2 separate regions of the Homo sapiens genome follow, and region 2 is linked to region 1. A link is a contact called in ENCODE Hi-C or POLR2A ChIA-PET data. All regions are on one chromosome and are shown on one strand. The core of a region is the stretch at or near the end of the contact, and the rest is flanking DNA. Distances in the headings are between cores, read along the strand shown. Region 1 overlaps CRTC3 (CREB regulated transcription coactivator 3). Region 2 holds the start of BLM (BLM RecQ like helicase).

What was found. A loop is a pair of places that touch in the nucleus more often than their neighbours do. ChIA-PET counts read pairs that join two places held with the same protein, here RNA polymerase II (POLR2A). Pooled maps may share reads with other maps.
Region 2: a pooled map shows a loop between it and region 1 (6-fold over the local background). The contact joins the promoter of BLM here to the enhancer-like site in region 1. A Hi-C loop is called at or near these places in 1 of 168 maps with a recorded cell type or tissue (endothelial cell of hepatic sinusoid), 1 of 37 single-sample maps with no recorded cell type and 7 of 50 pooled maps. POLR2A ChIA-PET finds 5 or more read pairs at or near these places in 5 of 52 experiments (H1, OCI-LY7, activated CD4-positive, alpha-beta memory T cell and 2 more).

The regions. Positions count from the first base shown.
Region 1 is chr15:90,618,315-90,622,782 of GRCh38, forward strand. It overlaps CRTC3 (CREB regulated transcription coactivator 3), which reads left to right. Exons shown (of 15, transcript NM_022769.5): 9 at 1,427-1,476. CRTC3-AS1 (CRTC3 antisense RNA 1) reads right to left here. Exons shown (of 4, transcript NR_120372.1): 4 at 1,695-1,839. Among named protein-coding and RNA genes, the nearest start is that of LINC01585, 40 kb to the right of the region's middle. RefSeq lists an enhancer at 2,492-2,541. Within about 2 kb of position 2,202, at least 5 of the 41 ENCODE cell types and tissues checked have a DNase peak (open chromatin) inside an H3K27ac peak, as active enhancers do.
Region 2 is chr15:90,714,807-90,719,274 of GRCh38, forward strand. BLM (BLM RecQ like helicase) reads left to right here and starts at 2,540. Exons shown (of 22, transcript NM_000057.4): 1 at 2,540-2,634. CRTC3-AS1 (CRTC3 antisense RNA 1) reads right to left here and starts at 2,334. Exons shown (of 4, transcript NR_120372.1): 1 at 2,175-2,334.

The sequences.
Region 1 (4,468 bases), core at 952-3,451:
CACTTTATACCAGTCTCCAGCTTCTGTCCAGAATTACTGGTATACCAGATAGCTCTTTTTAACTCAAGGGCATTTGACCTGAGTCCTCCAAGAGTCAGTAGACAAGTCATCTGTTTTACTATGATTTCCATGCGCCTTTGAGAATTTGTATCTAAAATTGTGCTAGCTGACCTCCACCTCGGCTCTCTAAACCTCACCCACTGTGGAAGAAAGGGGAGGTCCCACGGTACTTGCCTTGGCCTTTCTTCCCAGAGGGAAGCTGTGTTGACTTTGAAAGAAAACAGTTAATCTGTTCCAGCCCTTAAGGATGCTCTATTGCAATTGTTTGTATTGCCTGTGTACTTAACTATCCCCACCTGTTTAGGATCCCTTTGGCCCAGTTCCATTTTCTTCTGCCAAGTCTACCAGAGTCACCATTAGCATTAGTTGTCTTAAAAGGCTTTTTGTAAAAGCAAGATGTATTTGATGTTTAATCATTTGGGAAGTAAAAAAGAGATATGATTTAAAATTTACATATTTAAACACAGGAGAAGCAACCACACTGTCTTTTGGCTGTGAGAGGCACATGTGGTTGTGGAGGCTTTTATCAGAGGATAACTATGTCTTCTCCACCAAAGAGGGCAGTGGTGTGCCCTCCTCCCTGAGTACCAGGGACTGGTCTCTGGAAAGAGATGTTCATCTCCCTTGGTTCTTGTGGATTTGTAATACTCATTCCTGTCCGTCTGGAGCTTATATTCTAGTTGAAATAGCTTAGTTTCTTCTGACATTCATTTCTTTTTTCACCCTGCTTTTTTCTTTTATTTATTTCATTTCCTCTCAAGCCAATTGGAAAAGAAATGTTTATTTAAAAGCTCTATGTCGTCCAGACCCAGTGGCTCATGCCTGTAATCCCAGCACTTTGGGAGGCCGAGGCGGGTGGATCACCTGAGGTCGGGAGTTTGAGACCAGCCTGGCCAACATGGTGAAACCCCGTCTCTACTAAAAATACAAAAATTAGCCGAGTGTGGTGGTGCATGCCTGTGATCCCAGCTACTCGGGAGGCTGAGGCAGGAGAATCGCTTGAACCCAGGAAGCGGAGGTTGCTGTGAGCTGAGATGTGCCACTGCCACTCCAGCCTGGATGACAAGAGTGAAACTCCGTAAAAAGCTCTATGTGTAAAACATTGGTCTTTTAATGTTAATCCAGAAGGTAAATTGATAAGGCATCAAATTAGGAAAATGTATTAATATTATGCCTCCCTTAGGCCTGGAAGTTTGAGTTTAAAAAAGTCATGCCAAAACCTAAAAGGCTGCTGTGTGAGGACTCTGTCGACACGCAAGCTCTCACTTGCGCCCACTAGAGCCTCAAGGTCCTTACGAAGACACTTTTCAAAAACTTGAATTTGGCTTTACAGCGAGTAAGCCCAGCTTTCATTGTCTCTTCTCAGATTCAGTCCCTGTCAGGACGCCCTCGATCCTGTGATGTTGGAGGTGGCAAGTAAGTAATATTCTTTCTGTTCGTGTTTCAGGGACTATCCTGAAGGTTTTTCCCAAAAGTCTCGCTGCTTTGTTACAGAACTCTCAGAAACGTAACTTGCTATGCATAAATTGAAAGTCAACTGCATTTTCATAAAAACAGCCACTCTCTTTTGATACTCATATTTCATCTGTTTAAACTAATTAAATTACATGACTATAATAACAAACAAAACTTACATAAGTATGTTTGAGAATCACACAACTGACTCTTGGTAAATACACAACTCTCCGGGTAGAAGCAGTGTCAGAAGCAGAAACGTGCAGGAATCGAGAGGAGCCTACCAGCCCCGAGCTGTGGCAGGCTGTGGGCATCGGTGACATCCTGGCCAGGGGAAAAGGGAAGCATCAGTTCACCTGGCAGCTTAATGGCACAGAAGTTAATTAAGAGAGTTTCTGTGAATGTACTTAATGTCACTGAACTGTACACACAGAAATGGTTAAAATGGTAAATTTTATGGTATATTTATTTTACAACAATTTAAAAACATAAATGGAAGATAAATATATTTTCCATTTGCAATACAAAAAAGTTTCTATGAAACCATTAATTTGTTAGTGGATTTAATAGTATGCAACTTCACTCCCTAAAAGGTTTGAGACAACTTACAAAAATATAGTACAAGCAAATGAAAAAGGAAGTTCATGAGGAAGTTGAGTCTAAGAGAGAACGAGGAGATGAGAGAGATAATGAGGCCCTTGCCTTAACAGAAACTGCCTTGGGAGGGCCGGCTGGTGTGCTGCGTGGGACGGTACAGACAGCTGCTGGGGAGGTTCACAGAGAGGACCCCTTGGAACTCGATGGGCTGTGTCCTGAGAGAGCCCCAAGGAGGCTTCCTGGGGCTGTTTATCATAGTGTCCGTGAGAGCAGTCCCACCACTTGGAACTGAAGCCAATTCAGAAACAGCAAGGCTGCAGGGCCAAAATAATGTGGTTTGGAAATGGGATTCTTGCATGATCTGACTTAGTACATACAATCACCAGTGGGTCAGTGGGTGAACTAAATCCACTTCAAGCAGTCATTGAATGTGATTTCCCCCAACAGAGCTTCCTGTGAGTATCTCACAGCAGCGCAGTCAAGGCACTCTCTACTGAGTACCTGGAGCTCAGACATTCTTTCTGGCAGGTTAAACGTAAACTCAGGTGATTTGCTGAGCTGCGCCACGGGTTGATGTTTGCTTCAGAAAGTGGGCAAGCCTGCCAGGACGCATGCCCAACAAAAGACAGGCCGCCGAGAGGTGCAGGACATTCCCATGGAAGGGGCAAGCTTTTCCTCAAGGGAGTCTCCCTCAACCTAGTCTGGTTCAGGGGCTTCCTGGTAAAATGGAAATTTGGAAACAAAAACAAAAACAAAAACAAACATTTTCCTCAAGAATCAATTTTGGCTTAACCATCAGATAACCTTCAGGCTCTGAAAGCCTAACATTATAGAATTGGGCTGCAGTACTTTAGCCCTCAAGAGGTTTTTGTTGTTGTTGTTTAGTTAGTTTGTTTGTATTTATTTATTTATTTGAGATGGAGTATCGCTCTGTCGCTCAGGCTGGAGTGCAGTGGCATGCTCTTGGCTCACAGCAACCTCTGCCTCCCAGGTTCAAGCGATTCTCCTACCTCAGCCTCCCAAGTAGCTGGAATTACAGACGTGCACCACCATACCTGGCTAATTTTTTTATTTATAGAAAAGATAGGGTTTCACCATATTGGCCAGGCTGGTCTTGAACTCCTGACCTCAGGTGATCCACCCACTTTGGCCTCCCAAAGTGCTAGGATTACAGGCATGAGCCACCATGCCCAGCCTGTTTTGTTTTTAAAGATAGATAGGGCCTTGCTATGTTGGCCAGGTTGGTCTTGAACTCCTAGTCTCAAGTGATCCTCCCAAAGCACTGGGATTACAGGTGTGAGCCACCATGCCTGGCCAACCTGGAGAGTTTTAAAGCAGGTGTTTCTTAGGTAGAGAAAGTTGCTTTCTTGCTCTTACTTTACAGATAGAATTCCATTCAGTGACTTCTAGTCATGCAGATATTTATTGACCCCCTAATTCTTGGCACTGGGTTAAACAATGAACAAAACAGATCAAGTTCCTGCTTTCGAGGAGCTAATAATCTAGTAGAGCAAGATGGGCAGAAACAAATAAGCAAAGCACAGCAAAAGTCATGTGTGGGTAAATGCACTGAAGGAGACGCAACTGTGGCAGGTGGACAGGCAGCCACCAGCGGGCGTTGAGGAAACCTTTCTGATAGTGTGAAGCGACGCAGAGAGGGCTCCAGGCAGCAGGAACAGCAAGTGCAAAGACCCCAAGGCAGGAGTGGGCCTGGAGTTCAAGGAGGCTTGTATTGCTTGGATCTGACGCAGAGAAGATGGGAGTCGTTAGAGGGTCTTGAACCGGGGGGCGCATTACTTTCCTTAGATCAGTGGTGACTCCGTTAGGTAGTAACTATATTTGGAAAGGAACCACCTGTATTTCTCCCAGCTGCAGAGGAATTGTGTGAACGTTACTAATGACCTGTTTCACAGTGGTCACATTTTTTCCATCCTTGCTCTGTGCTGTTGGACGCTTCTCCCTGCCGCGCCCCTGCTCTCTCTGCCTTCACTCCCACCTGATCACCCATGGATCTTTCTTCTCAGTCAGAAAGCCCATCTGCTGTCACGTTGAGGGCTCTGAGGTCTCAATTTTATTTTTCTAGTCCTTGATCTTTAACCCTATAAACAGTTCCATACTTCCAGCCATCTAAGACAAAATTCAGGCTGGGCGCAGTGGCTCATGCCTGTAATCGCAGCACTTTGGGAGGCTGAGGCAGGCCGATCACTTGAGGTCAGGAGTTCAAGACCAGCCTGGCCAACATGGCGAAACCCTGTCTCTACTAAAAATACAAAAATTTGCTGGGTATGGTAGTACATGCCTGTAATCCCAGCTACTCGGGAGGCTGAGGCAGGAGAATTGTTTGAACCCGGGAGGC
Region 2 (4,468 bases), core at 1,290-3,789, 97 kb after region 1:
GGCCAAGGCAGGCAGATCACCTGAGGTCAGAAGTTCATGACCAGCCTGGACCACATGGTGAAACCCCATCTCTACTAAAAATACAATAAATTAGCCAGGCGTGGTGGCACGTACCTGTAGTCCCAGCTGCTCGGGAAGCTGGGGCAGGAAAATCGCTTGAACCTGGGAAGTGGAGGTTGCAGTGAGCTGAGATCACACCACTGTACTCCAGTCTGGGTGACAGAGCAAGACTCCATCTAAGACAAACAACAAAAAAATGATTACTGGGTGTCATTGAAAAACAAGGTGCCCAGCTGTCCAGCTTACTTTTCTAGGATGTCTGATTCTATGAAGACTCTAAACCTTTCACTGTCTTTGAGCTACAGAACAACTATACAAACTATAGACACTTCTTGTCTATAGAAATGCAAATTGTGGCCGGGCACGGTGGCTCATGCCTGTAATCCTAACACTTTGGGAGGCCAAGACAGGCGGATCACCTGAGGTCAGGAGTTCGAGACCAGCCTGGCCAACACGGTGAAACCCTGTCTCTACTAAAATACAAAAAGCTAGCTGGGCATGATGGCGGGTGCCTGTAATCCCAGCTACTCGGGAGGCTGAGACGGGAGACTCTATTGAACCTGGGAGATGGTGGTTGCGGTGAGCCGAGCTTGCGCCACTGCACTCCAGCCTGGGCGGCTGAGTGAGACTCCGTCTCAAAAAAAAAAAAAAAAAAAGAAATGCAAATTGTTTTCAGTAGAATGCAATTGATTACTAAGCTGTGGATTTCATCAGTTCTGCCAGTTTTTGTATATATTTGTAGTTATTTCATTATTCCTCATTTGACTATGTGTGTGGTACTTTGAATTTTCCATTGAAGCAGTTGTAATCTTTCTGGATATCTCATTCATTAATGAGTTAAATAAAATCTCTAACATTTATTTTATATCTGTATTATATTTGATATTAAAATTATTCTTCAACAGTAGTATACAGTTATATGAATAAGCTGCAATTTATCTATTCATCTATTGGTGGACATCTGGGTTTTTTCCCTTTGGCTATTATGAATAAAGCTGCTATGAGTCTTTTGGTGAATAAAGGCATTCATTTTTTGGGGTAAATATCTAGAAATGGGATTTCTGGGGTATAGGGTAGGGGTAAATTTGATTTCAGTAGAGACTGATGTTTCCAAAGTGGTTGTACCATTTTACACTCCCATCAACACTGTATGAGAGTCCCATTTCTGCATCTTTGCAACTAAGGGAATTGTCAGTCTTTTCATTTCAGCTATTCTATGGAGTGTTTAATAGTATCATATTTTGGTTTCAATTTACCATAGAAGATTTTCAGGAGGGAGGTAACTTGAACAGATTTTTACATTTTAGAAAACTCTTTCTGCGTATTATGTGGAGAATGATTATTTGTATACCAAAGTTCATAGCAGCATTATTCACAATAGCCAAAAGGTGGGAATAACCAAGCATCCATTTATATGGATGAATGGATAAACAAAATGTAGTATACATGTATAATGGAATATTATTTAGCCTCAAGAAGGAAGAAATTCTGATACATGCTACAACATAGATGCTCCTTGAAGACATTATGCTAAGTGAAATAAGCCAATCAGAAAAGAGCAATTATTGTATGATTCAATTTATATGCGGTACCTCGCACTTACAGACAGAAAGTGCAATATCGGCTATAAGGGGTTGTGAGAAACGGGTAACGGGGAGTTACTGTGTAACAGGCAGATTTTCTATTTGGGATAATGAAAAAGTTCTGGAGATGGATAGTGGTGATGGTTTCACAACAATGTGAATGTACTTAATGCCAGTGAACTGTACACTTAAAAATGGTGAATTTTATGTTAGATAGATTTTATCACACACACAAAGAGGAGGGAGGGCGGGAGGGAAGGAGAGAGGGAAGGAAGTAGAGAGGGGAGAAGAGAGGAAGAAAGGAAAGAAAGTAAGATCTGGCATCACAGGGCCCACATTCCCGCGTGTCAGCAATAGGCTGAAACAGAAGCATGGTTTCTCACGTGTCCATGGAGGCATCTGAGTGTGTGCCCACTTTCCCGGTTCAATGACAATTTGCACCTGCTCGTGTAGAGGGGTACGGGTGAAACAGAGACCAGTATTATTAAGGGGATGGAGAGGAGAGACCGCCAAAACATCGCAGAGACACACCGTCGGAACCAAGAGAATGGGGTGCAGACGCCTGGCTTGGCCTGTGGGAACTGGCAAGTCTCAGCTCTCAAACGCCCGGGCTTTTCAACCCGCCACAGCCGGGTTCCAGCTGCCTACTTCCTTTAAAGCCTTCACCGACTCTAAAACACCAAAAACAAAGACCCAACTAGCTCCGGAAGCCCGAGATGTAACCGTAGTCATCTGACCCTCCCGTCCGGACTCTGATTGGGCTTTGGAGATACGCGTCCCTCCCGGCGCTGTACGGCGACCCCGCCCCAGCAGCCTGAGGGGGCGGGAACAGATGTCCGAGTGCGACAGTATTGGTCGGCTTCCCCAGGAAGCAGCCAATCGGAATAGGCAAGCTTCCGGCGGGAAGTGAGCCAGGGCTTGGCGCGGCGGCCGTGGTTGCGGCGCGGGAAGTTTGGATCCTGGTTCCGTCCGCTAGGAGTCTGCGTGCGAGGTGAGTACCGCGCGCGTAACTACGGGTCGGTCCGCATTGATCTAGCCCTGCTCTGGCGGCCCGGCCCGGAGCTGGAGGCCGCTCGGGTTCTTCCGTTTCCTGCACTGGTTCGCCTCGGCCCGCTGAGTCCTCTAGTCTGGCCAACATCCTGGGAGGACAGCAGATACATAAATACGTTCCCAAATGGGGAAACAGAGGCCCGGGGCGGGGGCGAACTCTGCCAAGGTCTCCCGGGGCGTCGGAGGCCGAGCATGGGCTAGGACCTGGCATGTTGTTGCCCATATACTCCAGTGCGTAACATGATGCCCTGCACAGAGTAATCCCAGCCCAGACCTCTGGCACTACTACCTCCGTGTCCCTCCTGAGGAACAACGAAAACACTTTGTACTTTTTCTGTGGCCTTCCATAATCACGAGCTGGGCTACTCTTGTTTTTGAGTGTCTACTGTGTGCCATGTTCCTGGCACCCTTGATCTTACAACTGTAGCTTTACGATATCCCAGCAAAGCGAAGTGCTTAAGAATACTGCATCAGATTGCTTGGGTTCGAATTCTGGCTCCTTCACATTTAGCTCTGTGTCTACTGCACGTTACTGAAACACTAAGTGTCTTGGTTTTCGTCTGTCATATGGGGGAAATGGTCTCTTCTACTTCCTGGCGTTTTTGTTAGGATTAAACGACTTAATATATGCAATAATAAATGCTTCGAAGGCTACCTGTTACATAGTACACAGTAAGGGTTCTGTTATCATTACCCAGAGAAGCGGATGAAATTGTCCCCATTTTAGACATGGAGAATCTGAAGTACAAAGAGGTTGTCTCCGTACAGAAAGAGCATTTGGTGATTAAGTGCTAGAGATACAGGATTTGAACTAAGCGCCTGATTTTAAAGTATGTCCCACAACATTAGGCTTTCTCCTATAGCCCTCACCTGTCCTTAGGTCACACAGAACTTTAGGTACCTCATGGCGTGAGATGGAGCAGGTGACTGACAGCTCCTTGTGCCACCCATGCAGATAAATAACACTGGTGTGTCACTGTCAAGATTAAGGGACAGGAATTCGAGAGACTGCATGAGAGATCAGAAGATGAAGAAGCGGGTAGGCAAAAGTATTCTGTTTGGGGAATAGTAAATAGAATTAATTAAATCAACATTTTGTTAGCTGGGCTGCTTATACTGTCAGACAGTAGCTTATAATCTACTGGGAAGAAATGAAATTTCTGGGTCCTGTGTCACTTTCAATGCCACTCACCATGACAGGTACCTTATAAGTATAGTTTACAGTCCTATCAGTAACCTGGAGAAGTAGTTATTTCCTTCGTTTTACTGAGGAAACCAAGAGTTAAAAAATCAGGAAAAGTGTTAGATGTGCAGTAGAACATCATCATGCTGGGAAGTTCTACACATCCGCTTCAGGACAGGTGGTATTACCTATGAGCAGGAAGGGAAGGGAAAAAGGTAAGGGGAATGAGTGATAGTTTATTGTTTTGATTTTTAAATTTTTATCTGTTTTTTCCTTTTTCATAGTCATTCCTGGAATGAGTGAGTTTGTTTTTGTTTTTGTTTTTGGGGGATGGAGTCTCGCTCTGTCGCCCAGGCTGGAGTGCAGTGGCGCGATCTTGGCTCACTGCAAGCTCCGCCTCCCGGGTTCATGCCATTCTCCTGCCTCAGCCTCCCAAATAGCTGGGACTACAGGCACCCACCACCACGCCCAGCTAATTTTTTGTATTTTTAGTAGAGACGGGGTTTCACTGTGTTAGCCAGGATGGTCTCGATCTCCTGACCTCGTGATCCGCCTGCCTCCGCCTCCCAAGGTGCTGGGATTACAGGCGAGC